Regions from separate parts of the Homo sapiens genome. Here region 2 is linked to region 1. A link is an interaction called in ENCODE POLR2A ChIA-PET data of the cell type or tissue named here. Cell type or tissue: HepG2. All regions are shown on one strand. Each heading gives the region's core, and the rest is flanking DNA. Links, peaks and the distances in the headings are about the cores only.

Region 1 (6,982 bases), core at 1,558-5,557:
TGAGTTTGAGCTCCCAGCCCGCTTCTGATCCCCTGGCCATAAGAGAAGTCACCGTCTAAGGGATGAGACCCAGGTGTCTGCCTGGACTGTTGTGGCCATGAAGGGCTTTAAATCATCCCAGGATATCTATTACAGAACTCCAAGCAATGATGCCCAGAAGGAGCCTAACCCAGAAGGGAAAGGTTCCAGGGTTTCCCCTGGTCCACCTGGAGGAAGCTGCAGCTCCAGAGACCCCCACTTGCTTCCCCAAAGGACAACTTAGGCTGCGAGGCTCAGCGATCTTCAAGCCGGACGCTTGTTGAGTTCCACCTCCATGATTTCTGGCCACATCCATGTACTACCGCCTGTGCTATTACGTACATAAAATATTTTAACAACTTCATTGAGGTACAACTTGCATATCACAAAAACTGCCCATTTTAAGTGTACAAGTCAAGATGAGTAAATTCACAGAGTTGTGCAGTCATTACCACAATCCCGTTTTAGGGCATTGCATCAGCCCCCAAAAAGATCCTTCATGTCCATTTACAGAAAATTCCAATTCCAAGCCCAGCCCAGGTAATCACTGACCTGCTCTGTCTCTAGAAACTAGCCTTTTCCGGACATTTCATAGAAATAGAAACATACACTCTGCAGTCTTTTGTGTTTGGCTTTTTTCACTTAGAGAATTTTTTTTGAAGTTCATCCATGTTGTAGCATGTATTTGTAGGCTGTTCCTTTTTATAGCTAAAAATATTCCTCTGTAGTATAGACCATATTGTGTTTATGAATCCACCCAGGTATTCAATGTATTTTAAATTTAAAACGTCAACTGTATACCACCGAGCATCATCTCATGTGCCATCAGTGGTCCACAAACTGTGCTTTGGAAACACCAACCCAAACCAGAGCCCCTGGCCTGGGGTGCCTGGGTCCTGGCCCCAGTCACCACTGCTTTGGTTTTCCCTTGGCCCAACCAGGTCTTTACCACGTGGGAAATGTGGTCGCTGAAGCCGCAATGAGGACGAGGTTGTCAAGCGTTGATTTGGAAACCAAAACAAACATCTCTACTCTGTCACCACCCAGGGCCACTAAAATATCTTGTTCTGACTTTGCAAGCTGGGGGCTTTTCCCTGGAGTTTCCCACTGAGTTTATCTGAACTCAACAGTGGAGAGTTCCCTGAGTTGGCATCCAGGAGACCTGGACTTTAGGTCCAGCTCTGCCACTAGGTGCTGTGTGACCTCTGGCCAACCGCTGCCCTCTCTGGGCCTCAGCTCCTCCACCTTTACATGCAGGAGTTCCTGTGGGTGATCTCTCTCAGCTTGCTCTCTACTTTAGGTCAGTGACTCCAAGAGGCCCGTGTTGTGGCTGATCTTTCTGCCTCTGGAGACCACACTGTGTTCGCTGAAGCCTTTCTCTGTTCTGGGCTTCCCCTTCCCTCTCCTATCTCTGCCCCAGATAACTAGGGTCCAGGCTCCAGGCATAGGCAGCGCTGGCCATCCCATCCCCAGGCTTAACCGGTTCAACCGTTTCCCCTGTCTTCATTGGCTCCAAGGAAGGATGCAGGAAATCTTTAAGGCTGTCAAGAAAAAGGTCCCTCCAGCCTGGCAGCTGTCACAAAGTTGCCATGGACTGGTAGGGGAAGTTGCCCTGGGCTGGTAGAGGAAGTTGCCCGGCGCTAGTAGTGCTGGCCTAGCTGCCTATCAGACAGGGCGACTCTTTTGGGGGCCTGGTGTCCCTGTCCAGAAGCCTGTCCAGCCATCCTGGCCCCCTCAGGCCTAGTGTGATTTGCAGCTGGCTGGCCTGGTTCCCTCCCGTGCGAGTGGCTGACTGTATGCGCCCCCCAGTTGAAGTCAGCCTGGAGGCTAGGTTTCTTTTTTTCCTGGTGCCTGGGGTGATTGGAGGGTGGTTTGGGAGCCTGGAGAGACCACTGTGATCATTCAGCCTGGTGGCTTTCAGGTGGGCTTTTTAGAGCCCTGGAGTCCATAGCAGGGCGCCTTGGGAGACTCGGGGGACAGTGGGAGGCTGAGTACCTGAGATTTGACCCATGTTGCCCACCATAGCTCCATGCCTCTCTGACTCCCAGACTGTCCAAAAAGTATTCCATTTTAAAAAGGGTTCTGCTGTTTTAAAAAGAAAGAAACCGCTGATTCAGCTGAGTACTTTCATTTTAAAGGTGGGGAAACCAAGGCCCAGAGGGGGGCTGGCCCTCAGTGCTGAGCTGGACAGACCTTCCATCTGCCGTGCAGAGCTGGCCTCCCCGCCTCGACATGATGCCCGCATCATCCGCCAGCAGTCGAGGCTTTGTTATGTTCTTTCCACCTTTTTGTATGTCTGTTTTAAACATTTTTTTAAAAAGCCACTTTCTGGGATGGGAGGGACTTTTGTCACAGCTATTTCTGACTGTGAGCCGGAAGGGGCTGGGCTGTCGGCTGGAATGGAGGACTCCAAAAAGGGATGGTGGGTGGGTCAGCTGGAGTGTCCCCCGCCCATTCCCGTCACACCCCAGGGGGGCCCTCAAGCAGGTGGGTGCTGGCCCCTGAATGTCCCGAAGCCCGAAGGCTGCCCTGGAATAGAAAGCTGAGGGCTTTGTTCCCTGCCACTCCCATTGACACTTTCGTTATTTCTGAAGCTGGCACCGATACGGATTCTTTATTTCTGATTTTCCAGTGAGGCAGCCTTCGATGGTGGAAAAGGGTTTTGCATCCTGGCTCTGCCACTGTCTGTGTGAACATGGGCAAGTGGCTTGGCCTCTCTGAGCTGCCCGTGGAGCTCCCCGCTTCGTCCTCTGTAAAAGAGGGATCATCTTGTTGCTCTCCCAGGGATTGAGAAGGAACAAATGAGGTCTGGTGTTAAGGTACCTGGGGCTTGGCAGATTTTGGGCATACCTACCTCCACCCCAGCCCAGCCCCCTTCCCCTGGCAAAGTCTGTTCCTTTAATTTACAAGGATTTCTCAGCATGGCCCTGACTGCCTAACAAGTCCATTTCAGGGCATGTCGCCGCTCTCTCTGTCCCATGGAGGCGCCAGAGATGGTGTTGGGGGTGGAGGGAGAACGGCTGCTTCTTTGTCCGGCATCTAAGAAGGCTGTTTGACCTACTCTTAGCAGTTGATTTGTGCCTCCGGAAATCTCTCGCCATCCCCCAGCCCTTTCTCCCAACTTCCTTTAAGAGAAACACACAAACCCCTCCATCTAGCGCCTCGGGTCCCTTGAGAACTATATTACAGAATCCCTTGGCTGGGTTGGCATTCTCACTGGGGACAAATTTGGGAGCGATTCTCAGAGCCTCAAGCTAGAGGGAGGGGAATGAGGTCCCAGAAAAGAAAAGGAAGCAGGGAGACAGCTGACGCTGAAGATTCCTTCTCAGAGGAATGCGAGGCGGGGCTTTGCCTTGGCAAACGAGACCGGATGCGGGTCCCCGGGTCCCCCTTCCCCCCACGTGTATGCACACTCACACTCACACACATGTACGTGCACACACACACATTCACATACACATGCAGATGCACACACCAGACTCTCCGTTCAGTCCTGTGGCCCACGTCCCCACACATGACCGTGTTTGAAGGACACAGAAGGGTAGACCCGGAATTTGAACACGCCCTTTGCTGCAACGAGATGCGTTGCCTTCCAGGAGAATTGATTTAAACTGTGCCATGTGTCAGTGACACCGGAGGCTGTGGGCTTTGCATTTGCAGTCCTGGCTTTTGATCGCATTGAGAGGTGAAGGCCGGCTGGCATTCCATTTATTTCCTATGTCGCGGATGGCTGAAGGCCCGGGACGGGAAGGAGGCAGCCCTGTCATGTCCCTGTGCTCAGGATTAGGGATGTGTTGCTTTTTCCTGACTTTCTGCTGTCAGGCGGTCCTAAGCACCCACCACCTCCCGATCACAGCCCCCCACACCCGGAGTTGTAACTACCTGGCATGTGTCTGCCCCTGCATCGACTGGAAGCTCTGTGGGGGCCGGCTCCAACTCTGGCTTCGTCTCCCACTGGCAGATCCCAGCCAGGACCTGGCCAAGGTCCATGCTGAGTAAATACTCATGCAGCAGGGAGGCCTCTGTGTCTGGCTGCTGTGAGCTAGTAGGCCTCCAGGAGGATGGGACAGAAGACGGACAACACAGACCACGTCCAGGGATTCGGCTGTTTGTGGAGGGGAGGGCCTGCACTTGGAATCAGAAGGCCTGGGCCAAAGTTCAAAGTTTGAATGAACCCCCAAGCCTGGCAGTGCAGGGTGCTGGGGCCCCAGGGCAGGAGTTAAAAGCCGAGTGAGCTTGGGCTAGTCACTGCCTCTCGAGCCTCAGTTTCTTCATCTGTAAAACAGGGATGCTAAGCTCTGTGTCCGGAGGTTGTGGAAGAAGTAGACAGGCTCGCCTAGCTACAGCACAGGGCGTGTAAACAGTCAAGTTCAGAATGATTTCACAGGGCAGAGAGTGGGTGCCCTACAGAGGCAGATCTGTGCTGGCCCTGTGGGGTGGGCAGAGGTTGAGAACCAAGCTGGAAACTGGGAGAGGGTGTCCCGTGCCCTTTGCTGGCAGCATCTGTGAGTTGCACAGCCCTTTGAGCATTGCCAGACTGTGAGGTGTTTAGAAAATTCCAGGCCAGATGGGAGACTGCTGAAGGTTTGTGATGTTGCCGCCGCCTGCCCACGAGGGGAGTGTCCTCCCACCCACACTGGGCACCGGGTGCTTGGCTTCCTGAGCAGGATGTGGTTTCTCATTCTAGACCTGGTACAAGAGAGGGTAGTTTTCACCCAACAGTAAACCTGGCAAATGGCAATGCCTGGTTCTCTGGAGGGTCCGTGGAGCCCAGGTCCTGGTCTGGGTTTGCCTGCGATGTGGTCTGAGCTTCACTATGCCCACGTGGGAATGGGGACAGTGGGAAGGTGGGCTTGCCCAGCAACCCTATGAAGACTACGTTCTCTCCGTAATGTAGCACAACTCTGTGCATGCCATTTAATCTCTTGCACCTCAGTTTGTCGCTCTGTACAATGGGGGTGTGGTTTCTTACGAGTTCTGCTTCCCAGGGTTGAGGTAAAAGTCAATTAAAACAGTGCAGTAGGAAAACATTTTGCAAAAGGATTTGAAAATAAATCAATATGGCTTAATGCTTCCGTTTATTGAGCACCTACTTTGTGCTAGGTGCAGTGATGACTTCTTTAAATATGTGATAATTATGGGAGCAGTCCCAAGCAGTGGGAAGTGATTATGCTCATTTTACAAATGAGAGGTTCAGAGAGGTGAAGACTTCTGTCCCAGATCTCGCCACGAGTCCGTCTGGGTCTCTGGACCCCAAGGTCAGTGCTCCTCCCAGGAGGTGGCCTTGTCCCATGCCCCTGGAGGTTGCCAAAGGCTGGCTCAGGGTGAGGAGGCAGGCAGGAGGCACGGGGTCTCCCCAGCACCTGTCACAATATTGCCATGGCGGGTGGCAGAATAGGAGGCGGCTGCTGCGCTGGGAAGACTCCCTGCTGTCACTTTACAGAAATTATTTCTTGAGAAGCAAATGAATCACTGGCAGTAGCAGGCAGATGAGGCTCCCGGGCCACTGTAGCAGGCCTGTCCAGGCCCCTGCTCTTTGGAGAAGGTCTCAATGGGGGCTGGCAGGGCTGGCAGGGGAGGAGTTGGGGAACAGGGAACACATATTATGACCCGTCTGGTGATTTCCACGCGGTCTCATTTAAACCCGGTGGTGGCACTGCAGGATGGAAACCGAGGCTCAGAGAGGAGAAGTAACTTGGAAGTCAGGCTCCAGATCCAACCTTTATCCTGTGCTGTACCCAGAAAGGGCCATGCCCATTGCAAGCCGCTTTCCTGCTGTGAGCCTCAGTTTTCATTTCTGTGAAATGTTGCCTAGCAAAGCTGGGGCAGGCTGTGGATCTCAGGCTCTCAATTAATGCTCCATTTATCTTGCCCGGCCCCTGAGTGTCCTCAGGGCACAGCCAGCCCGAGGTTCTCATCCACGGATCACCAGCAGCAGAGGGCCTCGGGCATTCTGGTGGCTGTTTGGGAGCTCGCCTCCGCCCTGGGCTGGAGTATCCCTAGCTTTTGCTTTCAGTCAGTGCTGTGAACTTTGCCAGGGAACAGGGAAGTTGTTACAATCGTTTGGTGCCTCTTGTTGGGGAAGATGAGACTGCTGGGTGTGGATGTCTGAGAAGCCAAAGTGGTGGTGGTTTCAGAACAGTGGCTGAGTACCCACCGTGGGCCAGGCCCCTGCCCTCGAGAACTCAGAATCTGGGGACATAGACAAATGTGTCATGCCATGTGGCAGCATCATGTGACAACAGCATGTGCCCAGTACCTTCTCCAACAGTGCTTGCGGATAGTAGGAACACAATAAACATGTGTTAGTTAATGAATTTCATTAAATATTTATACAACATTTACTCTTTGCCAGGCTTCATTCAAAGTGGTTTGCAAACATTTAATTCATGGAAGCTGTAATAACCCTGTGAGTTGGGTGCTATCATTAGCCCATTTTAGAGATGCTAAAACTGAGCCACAGAGGCAGGGGAGGGAACTGGGCCAAGACACCTTGAAAGTGGCAAGCCCAGGCCCGGTGCGGTAGCTCATGCCTGTAATCCCAGCACTTTAGGAGGCCGAGGCGGGTAGATCATGAGGTCAGGAGTTCAAGACCAGCCTGGCCAAGATGGTGAAACCCTGTCTCTACAAAAAAAATACAAAAAAATTAGCCGGGCATGGTGGCAGGCACCTGTAATCCCAGCTACTCAGGAAGCTGAGGCAGGAGAATGGCTTGAACTTGGAGGGCGGAGGTTGCAGTGAACCGAGATCTCGCCACTGCACTCCAGCCTGGGCAACAGAGTGAGCCTCCATCTCAAAAAAAAAAAAAAAAAAAAAAAGAAAGTGGCAAGCCCAGATCTGACCGCAGGAAGTCAGGTTCCAGTTCCAACCTTAAACCTGTGTAGTACCAGAAAGGGCCGTGCCCATTGCAAGTAGCTTCCCTGCTTGAGCCTCAGTTTTCACTTCTATGAAATGGAAGTAATAA
Region 2 (4,930 bases), core at 931-4,930, 67 kb before region 1:
CTGGGTATATACGCAAAGGAATATAAATTGTTCTATTATAAAGACACATGCACGCATATGTTCACTGCAGCACTATTCACAATAGCAAAGACATGGAATCAACCTCAATGCCCATCAGTGATAGACTGGCAGTACATATACACTGTGGAATACTATGCAGCCATAAAAAAGAACGAGCTCATGTCCTTTGCAGGGACATGGATGGAGCTGGAGGCCATATCCTCAGCAAACTAATGCAGGAACAGAAAACCAAACACCCCATGTTCTTACTTATAAGTGGGAGCCAAATGATGAGAACACATGGACACATAGAGGGGAACAACACATGCTGGGGCTTATCAGAGGGTGGAGGATGGGAAGAAGGAGAGGATCTGGAAAAATAACTAATGGGTACTAGGCTTGATACCTGGGTGATGAAATAATCTGCACAACTAACCCCCATGACACATGTTTATCTGTGAAGCAAAGCTGCACATGTACCCCTGACCTTAAAAATTTTTTTTTTTTAAAAAAGAAAATCATTTGACTATTTTTGCAGGGGTTTATTTCTGGACTCTCTATTCTATTTCATTGGTCTAGATGTCTATCTTTATGCCAGTACCACACTGTTTTGATTACTGTATCTTTGTAGTGTTTTGAAATCAAGAAATGTATTATCTCCAACTTTGTGCCTGTTCAAGATTGTTTTGGTTATTCAGAGTCCCTTAAGATTCAATATGACTTCTAGGATGGATTTTTCTATTTCCGTAAAAAATGTCATTGGGATTTTGATCGGGGTTGGATTGAACCTGTAGATGATATACATTATTTTAAACTATGTTTTCTGCAAAATATTAGGAATATATGAACAACATGTCATACATATATTTATGTTCATAATATACTTTAACAACATCATTTGTAATGGCTGAATAGTCTTCAATTGTATGGGTATATTCTAATTTATTTAATCAGACCTTATTTTTTGGCATTTACGTTAGTTCCCACTTTTTTTTTTTTTTTTTTTTTGAGGTGGAGTCTTGCTCTGTTGCTCAGGCTAGAGTGCAGTGGCACAATCTTGGCTCACTGCAACCTCTGCCTCCCAGGTTCAAGAGATTCTCCTGCCACAGCTTCCCAAGTAGCTGGGACTACAGGCACACGCCACCATACCTGGCTAATTTTTTTTGTTGTTGTTTTCGTTTTTGGTAGAGACAAGTTTTCACCATGTTGCCCAGGCTGGTCTCGAACTCCTGACCTCAGGTGATCCACCTGCCTCCGGCTCCCAAAGCTCTGGGATTACAGGCATGAGCCACCACACCTGGCTCCACTTTTGATATTATAAAGAATGTATAATGACTATCCTTGTCCCATTATCTTTTCATATATTGTCTTTGGTGGGGAGGAAATTCATCACTGAGCTTTAATTATGAGAGAAAACTGGCATAAGAAAGAACTTTAAAACTATTAAGTTGGTGCAAAAATTTGCCATTTTTTTTAAAATGGCAAAAACTACGATTACTTTTGTGCCAACCTAATATTTTGTTGTATTTCCTCTATTTTACAAGTAAAAGACAAAAGCTCCTAAAGGGTGGGTGTTTTACAGATGGCCACGCACCTAGCTGTGGCTGGGTTTGAATCCTGGCTCTGCTCCTAATCAGCGAGATGAGCTTAGGCAACCACCTTAAACCTCTCTTCATGAGTAACGGTAACAGTTCTTGGCTTATACAGTAAATGAGGTAACTTGGAGCCCAGCACAAAATAGGCACTCAGCAAATACTTCTCCCTCTCCTTCTCAGCATTTTTGAAACTAGAACCCAGGATCTATCTTTCTTTTTTTTTTTTTTTTTTTTTTTTTAGACAGGGCCTCACTTTGTTGCCCAGGCTGGAGCACAGTGGCGTGGTCACTTGTTCCTGCAGCTTCAACCTCCCCAGGATCATGTGATCCTCCCACCTCAGCCTCCAGAGTAGACTGGCTGATTTTGTATTTTTTTGTAGAGATAGAGTTTCACCATATTGACCAGGCAGGTCTCGAACTCCTGAGCTCAAGCGATCTGCTCACCTCGGCCTCCCAAAGTGCTGGGATTACAGGCATGAGCCACCACCCGGCCTCTTCTTCTTTTTATGTAACCATAATCCTTATTACTTTAATTAGTTAATTAATATTTGTACTAATTATAACATTATATTATGTATTATATTTACTTATATTAGTTCATGTTTATGTAATATGAATTATACTTTATGTTAATTATTTGTCACACTTTTCTAAGTAATTTATGAATGTTAACTTGTTTAATACCTTCTAGCCAAGAAAGTAAAAAAATTAGCTTGGATCGAGAAAATATAAACCTGGCCAGCTGTTGGTCAGTCTGGAAGGACAGACATCGATAAAGCTGGCTGCAAAGTTACCAGGAAACGTATTTCTCCCAAGGACACGCTGCAGCTGTACAAGGTCATAGCAGCTCGCATCTTTGAGTGACAACTGCTTTTTTACTCAATGAGAAGAAGCCTTGTTCTCTAAAATCAGACTACCGGAAACTTTGCTGTTTGAAATGTTGTAGGTAGGAATTTTGATGAGGGATGAAATGTATGAATGAAACACCAGGCTCTTGCCCTGAGGGTCTTAGTCACGTTGACAGAGGGGAAGCCCTGATTTCCAGCCCAGGTGCAGAGCTTCAGATAGCGCTTTCTGGATCCAACATTCCGAACCTAGCTTAATTTTGTAGTTTTCAAGGAAATAGAGCTCTGGGTCTAATTTGTGGTCCAGACTTGATGTTGATTTTTTAACACACAGTTCTGCTTTGCTTTGAGCCAATCAAAACATTGTTTCATTTACATTTTACCTGAATTCCATGCTGCTCCAAAATTCCATGATAGTACCATCCTGTCCTTTGTTTGGTTCCTCTGGTGTGTGTTATCCTTCATTGCAATGGGCCGATAAATCTGATTTTGTCAGGCTACAGGTGGTCTTACGTTGATTGGGCTAGAACGGAACTTTTTTTTTTCTTTTTTTGAGATGGAGTCTTGCTCTGTCGCCAGGCTGGAGTGCAGTGGCACCATCTTGGCTCACTGCAACCTCCGCCTCCCGGGTTCAAGCGATTCTCCTGCCTCAGCCTCCCGAGTAGCTAGGATTATAGGCACGTGCCTCCATGCCTGGCTAATTTTTTGTATTTTTAGTAGAGACGGGGTCTCACCATGTTAGCCAGGGTGATCTCGATCTCCTGACCTCGTGATCCGCCTGTCTCGGCCTCCCAAAGTGCTGGGATTACAGGCGTGAGCCACCACGCCCGGCCCAGGACAGAACTTTTAATCCTCAAGTTCAAGGCTGCCCTCAATAACCCTGAGCTGCCTGTTACCCCTAGTCCAGGCTTCTCAAACTTGAGTTTGCATCAGGAGAACCTGGAGAGCTGGGTCAAGCATAGATTGCTGGCTCCTGACTCCCAGGGTTTCTGATTCAGTAGGTCTGGGTAGAACCTTAGAAGTTGCATTTCCAGCAAATTCCTAGGTGATGCTGATGCTGCTGGTTCCAGGGACCACATTTTGAGAACACTGCCCTAATTAACCGCATCATCCTACATAGTAGAGTTGTAAGGGTTAAGCGACAAGTGTGTGAAGAACTCAGTTCAGAACTTGGCATTTACTAAATACTCACTCATGTATGCTATTACTATTATTTTAAAATAAAGGACTCAGATTCTCCGATAATCCACTTCCCCCCTCCCAACACTCCATTCTTTCTTTTAATACAGTGACAAGTTACTCTTGTGGTCCTTTAACAGTTTATAGCTGGGGGGCAGGAGGGCACAGGCAATCAGCTAATTACAACACAAGGCTGAATGAAATAAGCTCCTTGCACACATTTTGTTGAAAACACAAATTTGGGCTAAGCTCAGTGGCTCACGCCTGTAATCCAGGCACTTTGGGAGGCTGAAGTGGGCGGATCAATGGAGCTCAGGAATCTGAGACCAGTCTGGGCAACATAGTGAAACCCTGTCGCTACAAGAAAATAAAAAATCAGCTGGGCGTAGTGGTGCATGCCTGTAGTTCTGCCTACTCCGGAGGCTGAGGTGGGAGGATCACTTGAGCCTGGGAGTCAGAGGTTGCAGTGAGCCGGGATCACACCATTGCACTCTAGCCTGGGTGACAGAGCAAGACTCTGTCTCAAAAAAAAGAAAAAAAACACAAATTTGGAGACATATTTTAAATATATAATGTTGTGTATTTGCCCCTACTGAGTATTTTTATCACCAACAGTTCACCATATCATTATTAGAAAACCTCCTAACTTTTGTATTTTTAGTAGAGATGGGGTTTTGCCATGTTGGCCAGGCTGGTTTCGAACTCCTGACCTCAAGTGATCCGCCTGCCTTAGCATCCCATAGGTATCTCTATGCTGAATTTTGAACAAATTCTATTGTTGTCCATTCTATTGTCGGAGATTTAATTTCTTCCAATTATTACTAATAAATAACTCTCCTCTGAAGGTTCTTGATATCTAAACTATTTGCTAGAACCACTAGTGACTTCCTTTGTTTGTTTGAGACAGGGTCTCCCTCTGTCACTCAGGCTGGAGTGCAGTGGCACGATCACAGCTCACTACAGCCTCAATCTAATATGTTGATATTTTTGTAAAGATGGGGTTTCACCATGTTGCCCAAGATGGGTCTCAAACTCCTGGGCGCAAGCGATCCTTCCACCTCTGCCTCGCAGAGTGCTGGGATTACATATGTGAGTTACCGAGCCCGGCCTACAAATGACTTCTTAGGAAGAAGCCTTCAAATAGGGAAGAGGACTGGGCCAAAGGGCATGAACTTTAAAAAGTCTCTTGACAGCTGTAGTCAAATTTATTTTCATCGTGGAACAGAAAGGTTGCTGGTCAAAGCTTCCAGATGGTGATATCTGTGCTCCTTTTGGCATATTTCATTCATCCTAAGCACCAGGCAAAGATGGC

Evidence for each region. ChIA-PET counts read pairs that join two places held together with the same protein. Peaks named below come from ENCODE experiments on the same cell type or tissue, not always from the same donor. Only the 100,000 strongest peaks of a DNase experiment are listed, where the experiment ranks them.
Region 2: POLR2A ChIA-PET joins it to region 1 with 10 read pairs; 11 of 35 experiments call an interaction of 5 or more read pairs at or near these places.

What each region holds. Positions count from the first base shown.
Region 1 is chr1:18,946,264-18,953,245 of GRCh38, reverse strand. All of the region lies in intron 1 of IFFO2 (intermediate filament family orphan 2), which reads left to right. Among named protein-coding and RNA genes, the nearest start is that of IFFO2, 6.9 kb to the left of the region's middle. RefSeq lists enhancers at 865-1,194, 1,465-1,604, 1,635-1,764, 2,895-3,024, 2,146-3,065 and 1 more. In HepG2, for the core only: a CTCF peak has its summit at 3,004; DNase peaks (open chromatin) are centred at 3,015, 3,675 and 4,045; H3K4me3 peaks cover 2,662 bases.
Region 2 is chr1:19,014,724-19,019,653 of GRCh38, reverse strand. All of the region lies in intron 1 of LOC105376815 (a long non-coding RNA gene), which reads left to right. Among named protein-coding and RNA genes, the nearest start is that of IFFO2, 61 kb to the right of the region's middle. In HepG2, for the core only: no CTCF peak of the experiment used is centred there; no DNase peak of the experiment used is centred there.